2 separate regions of the Homo sapiens genome follow, and region 2 is linked to region 1. A link is a contact called in ENCODE Hi-C data. All regions are on one chromosome and are shown on one strand. The core of a region is the stretch at or near the end of the contact, and the rest is flanking DNA. Distances in the headings are between cores, read along the strand shown.

The links. Hi-C counts contacts between places; a loop is a spot of excess contacts on that map. Pooled maps may share reads with other maps.
Region 2: a map of dorsolateral prefrontal cortex shows a loop between it and region 1 (2.3-fold over the local background). The contact joins the enhancer-like site here to the promoter of L3MBTL4 in region 1. A Hi-C loop is called at or near these places in 5 of 168 maps with a recorded cell type or tissue (dorsolateral prefrontal cortex, heart left ventricle and heart right ventricle), 3 of 37 single-sample maps with no recorded cell type and 5 of 50 pooled maps.

The regions. Positions count from the first base shown.
Region 1 is chr18:6,413,519-6,416,218 of GRCh38, reverse strand. It overlaps L3MBTL4 (L3MBTL histone methyl-lysine binding protein 4), which reads left to right and starts at 1,308. Exons shown (of 19, transcript NM_001330559.2): 1 at 1,308-1,418. RefSeq lists a silencer at 1,266-1,805.
Region 2 is chr18:6,481,403-6,484,225 of GRCh38, reverse strand. No RefSeq gene overlaps it. Among named protein-coding and RNA genes, the nearest start is that of LINC01387, 29 kb to the left of the region's middle. RefSeq lists an enhancer at 1,520-1,579. Within about 2 kb of position 1,490, at least 3 of the 41 ENCODE cell types and tissues checked have a DNase peak (open chromatin) inside an H3K27ac peak, as active enhancers do.

The sequences.
Region 1 (2,700 bases), core at 59-2,558:
GCTGGAGTGCAGTGGTACTATCTCAGCTCACTGGAGCCTCTGCCTCCCAGGTTCAAGCGATTCTAGTGTCTCAGCCTCCCGAGTAGTTGAGATTACAGGCGCCCGCCACCACACCCAGCTAATTTCGTATTTTTAGTAGAGACAGGGTTTCACCATGTTGGCCAGGCTGGTCTCGAACTCCTGACCTCAAGTGATCCGCCCTCTTCGGCCTCCCAAAGTGCTGGGATTACAGATGTGAGCCGCCATACCTGGCTAATATATTTTTCTTAACTGACTAGAGCACAGAACACAAATCGTGTGTTTGCACTTACAAATTTCTATGATCATTGTTCCTAGTTTAAAAACTTCATTAGCAAAGGGGTTTATATTTCTCTTTTCAGTAAGGACACGAAATTATGTTTCAACAATGCCCAGTCTCACCTAAAAAGCAAGTTTTCATTCTCTGTTTATGGTAGCCCACGACAAACCAAAAAGATCATTTTGGATGGTATCATTGTTAATCCTGCTAAATGATTCAATTTCCTGCTGAAAGCAACAAACTAATACTTATTTAGTACCTACTATTTATTATTTGCATACTAGGGTTTATACACAAGGCGTCCTATGAAAGAACATTTCATTCAAAAGTCACAACATATAGTCTTCAATTATCAGCTACCTTTATTTGTAAGCCAAAATAAATGATTTAATACAGTCCTCCCAAACTGGGAGACAATGCTTTGAGAAAGGCCAAAGCTAGCCAGTAAGGCCATAAGTTCCATGAGGGCAGGATCTACCCAGCTCCTGTTTCCTGCTCAATTCCAAGCAGTTAGAACAGGGTCAGTAAACACTGCTTGCCACTTGGAAAGAGTATTCTTTTATTTGGAAATGGTATCCAGGTACTCGTGAGTAGCAAAGTCAAGAGCAGGAAAGGGGAGTGGGGGAGGTTGCAAAATCGGAGCGAGCAGCAGGACCGAGAGGGATCCGGAGGAGAGAGCCTTCAGACGGTGAACCCCAAGAGCTGGGATGAAGCATGGGTGAGCTACTGGGACTTCGCTGCCAGGGAGCAAGCTGGCAGGCAGGAAGTAGCCAAGATTTGGGGGAATCCTTCCCAGGGAACGAATACAGAGAAGGACGCATCTGAAAATTCCGCCGCAGCCACCTCCCTCCCATGGGAAAGCCCCGACCTCGGCGGGCCCAGCGCCACCCGGCTCCCCGGGGTGTGGAACACTGAGCGAGGCAGGTGCGGCGGGAGCATGCGCGCGGGGCGGGCAGGGGGCGGCTCCCGCGCCCCCACCCCGCGCGTGCACCCTCGCGCCCCTCCCGCCGGGCACCGCGGGGCAGCGGCGCCGCAGCCTGGGCTGGCGGAACCTCGCGCTCCGACTCGCCCCCCGCCTGTAGCTCGGTCGGCGTTGCGGGCAGGCGCCGCTCCGCTGGGGGTAAGAAGGACGCCGCCGCCCGCGTGGGATGGTCGCGAGCCCGCGTGGGTGCCCACGGCCGCCGCCGCGCGGGGTGGCCCCATCCCCGGGCAGGTAGAGGGGCCTGCACGACTCCCGCGGCGAGGGCCGGGCCGGTGGGGGCGGTGGCGGTTGGGGATAGCCCCGGTCCCGGCCCAGGCTCTTTCTCTTTCTCTTTCGCCGCCGGGGCGCGCGCCGGGCTCCCCGCGAGAGGCGCTGCCTCACTTGTCGCCTACTTTGGACGGGCGCGGCCGCCGCAGAGCCCGGCGCCTCGGTCAGCCGCGAGGGCAGGGTCGGGGTGCCAGGCGCGGCTACCTGGGCGCCCTGGAGCCAGCGCAGCCTGGGACCGGGGGAGCGGGACGGGACGGGACTCCTGAGGGCCCCCAGGCAGTCCTCCGGCCATCGAGCGCCCGGCGGTGGGCATTTGGCTTTTGTTTCCTCTGGGGCTAACGCCCCCGTCTGCCCGCGTGTCCCCCTCAGCCGACAAGTGTCGTGTGCCCGGACGGGCGAGCGCTGCCTCCCTCCACCCGCTTTCTGCCCTTGTCTTCCTCTGCGAGTTCTGCCCAGCCTCGGGAGCGGGAGCCCAGGGAGTGCGCGCAGGGCGGGCGGGCGCCTGGCCAGCCTGGGACGGCGGCTCTCAGGCTCCTGCCACCGCCTGGAACTGCGGGGGGCGCGCCGGCCACAGTCGCCCTCGCCTGCTCTCCGGGCCTTCTTGGGCCCGCTTGGTCCCAGGTGGACGCGAGTCGAGCTGGGCACACCTGGGCCAGCGCCGCACTTACCTGCGGGATTGGTGAGAGCGTTTTCGCGAGGTCGCAAATTCCGGGTGGGTATTGTCCCCTGCTTTTGATCTCCCTTAGTCACTGGTTAAAGTGCGAAGTGTGCTTTATCTTACATATGCCTTTAGAGGGACATTCTTAATGCGCCAATGCCCCGAGGTGGAACTAAATAAAGGGAAGGCCTGGTCATTGTTACTGTTGAGACTGCTGTACTTAACAGTCAGAGGAAGGCAGCTGGTCACCACGACCCACTCGGCCATTCCCATGCTGAAGACTCGCTCTCACTTCACACTTGTTTGGACTCCACTATGACTTGCTGGTGGCCCATCTCCTGGATCCTTCTGTTGGAGCTGTTCTAGAAGATGCTTGTGGCAGGCTCCAGTTTCAGTCCTTGGCTGAAATAAGTGTAGTGTGGCTCTTCGGTTTTCTAATCTATTCCACCTAAAAAGGTTAAGGTGACAAACAGGTGGTGGGTACAGTAGAGTTGT
Region 2 (2,823 bases), core at 241-2,740, 68 kb before region 1:
GGAGGTCGTTATAAATCATCTGTAACATGTCCAAACTTTTTATTCCTGAGTAAATACTTGAACTGGGCTCCTGTTGCATGCCATTTCACAATGCTCAAGTTCTGCCTCTCTGAGGACGCTGACAGCTTCTCGCAGGTGCAATCTCACACCTGTGCACGCCTCTTCTTTCTTGCCTTTGGGTGTGATGGCGGCTGCCATGCAGGAGGCACCTTGGAGCACATTCTGGTATTTGCACCTGCATGATCATAACGTGGGGTCCAGCCTCCAATTCCCTGGAGAAGACAGTTCTGAGACATATTTCAAATGGCTCTTCAGAAGATCCAGGCTGGACAGAGCATTGACTGCCTGCCACGGTACCCCATTGGACAACACCTTCTTAATGCAACTTTCCCTCCTTCCCTGTTCTATGCCTCTGTCCCACAATCCTGTCCCTTCAAATAAACAGTCCATTTGTAAGCCTTCATCTCAGGCTCTGCTTCGTGGAGCAACCCAACTGCACACCACTATTTGGCTTATGTCTTTCTGACCAAACAAATATATCATTTTCCCTTCAAAGTCAAAACAGATACAATCAGAATAGAAAACCACTAAGCTAACAAACAGCCTCAGCAAAGTGCTAAGAGTGACTTCAAGAATCAAAAAAGAGGCTGGGCGCGGTGGTTCACGCCTGTAATCCCAGCACTGCGGGAGGCGGACGTGGGCAGATCACGTGGTCAGGAGATCGAGACCATCCTGGCCAACATGATGAAACCCTGTCTCCTCCAAAAATACAAAAATTAGCTGGGCATGGTGGCGGGCGCCTGTAATCCCAGCTACTCGGGAGGCTGAGGCAGGAGAATTGCTTGAACCCGGGAGTCGGAGGTTGCAGTGAGCTGAGATCACTCCACTGCACTCCAACCTGGTGTCAGAGCGAGACCCCGTCTCAAAAAAAAAAAAAAAAAAAAGAAGAAGAAGAAGAAGAAGAAAAAAATCAGAAAAGACGGACCATAGGGGAAGTCCTGGTCCTTTCTTCACCTGGTGAATATGATTGTGCATTTGCCAATCCCAGGCTGTCTGCCAGGGCAGGTACGTGGGGAATGTGAGCTGCTGCAGCCCTGCCACGCTCTCCCAGGCATCTCCACACAGCCAGTAAGTCTAGGACGGGTTGGAGTCTCACCTACAGGGCATGTGATTCTGTATATTGTTACCTTTATTGGATCATACACTCACAACAAAATAATAATTCTCTTCTTACAGTACTTAGAGCAATCATAATGTTTCCTCTGTGTGAGGTCCTGCCTGGCTGAGTCACCTACGCCAGACGGTGGCGAGTAACCCTTCAGACGTCATGTTTCTCCCAGCTTTCTTCACCAGCAAGAGTTATTTTGGCCAACCAGCCATCATTGGTCCCTGCCAGGAGGTCTGTAAGGCGGTCCTTGGGTGGGGCTGGGCCGACCCCGCAGGACCTCCCTGCAGGCCCTTCCCTCGTGAGCCAGCAGATGGTGCTGAGGCAGCACGGGACCCAGGACTGGGGCGGCCACGCACTTCCCAGGGAGCGAGGGTGAAATGCGATTCCTCCTTAGACGCTAAGCAGGGAGTGAATTGTGTAATCCTTAGTATTTCACACTTAAAATCTCCAGGGAATTTGTCTTGAACTAATTTCCAGCATTATTCATCCCAAAAGTTCAAAACCATTTCAAGGTTCTTGGATAACCTATGAAGCCAGAGGCCTTGTCTTGTTTACCCTTGTATGCCTGAGACCTAGCATGAGGCCTGGCACTTAGTAGGAGCTCTAGAAATGCTTCTGAAATGAACAAAGCATCTGCATAGATTCAGAAGGGCAAAAGTGGCTTGTTCAAAGCCACAGCCACAACCTTTAACCTGCCCTGGGCTTAAACCCAGTACTTCCGAAGTCCTGTCTGCTACTGTACCCTATCTGCCTGCAGTTTTCAGAAGAGCTGAATTATTGTCTTTATTATAGTTTATGAACATTTTTAAAGTTTTTCCTACATATGAATTTAACATATAAACCAGTGAGAAATTTGGATTCCATGTACAGAGAAATTCACTTTACAGGGATGTCTGTTTATTAATACATATGTGCCATATTTAATTGAAAGGGACAACTTCACATTAAGGTTCAAAAACTTCAATGTCTTTCTATTTAAAACTTCAGTATGGTATCATTATGCACAGGAGGAGAATTGCCTGATGGTAAAACTTCACTTCTCCAACAGCAGTGAAGATACAATAAGCCAATTCAATTTTTGTAGACCTCAGTGTATTTTTAGAAAATGTTAACCATTTTGAATCGGTAGCTTTCTTAAATGTGGCATGTATTTCTCATCAAGAAAAACGTGGAATAGAATTAAACTGATTCGTTATGGCTGAGCATCCTTTCTGTGTAGTGACAACCTTTGGGGCTACAGAGGCCATGTTTGACACCCTGTTTGCTCTACCCTATTGTCTCAATCCTGTTTTGATAAATAAACAACTCTGGGCTGCCTTATTGTTTCTGTTGCTTGTTTCTGCTTGCGTAGGTTTCTTTTTCTTCTCTTCAGCATCATGCTGTCTGCTCTTCTCCCCACTGTCTCTTTTTCATGTCCCTATGTCCAGTGCCCTTCACTGACAGTCAACCAAAGCCACACACAGCAAACCACTCCTAATCCACTGTGGTTTGTTTATAAGATGCAAATATTGGTAAAACTAGAAGAAGAGTAACATCTAAAACTGAGTGTCTTGCATTAAAACACAGTGCGAGAAATGTTGATAAGATTGTTAGCATGCCATACGTGATCTTTGAGACTTGGACTCGGATTACCTATTTTTGGAGCTCACAGGCTT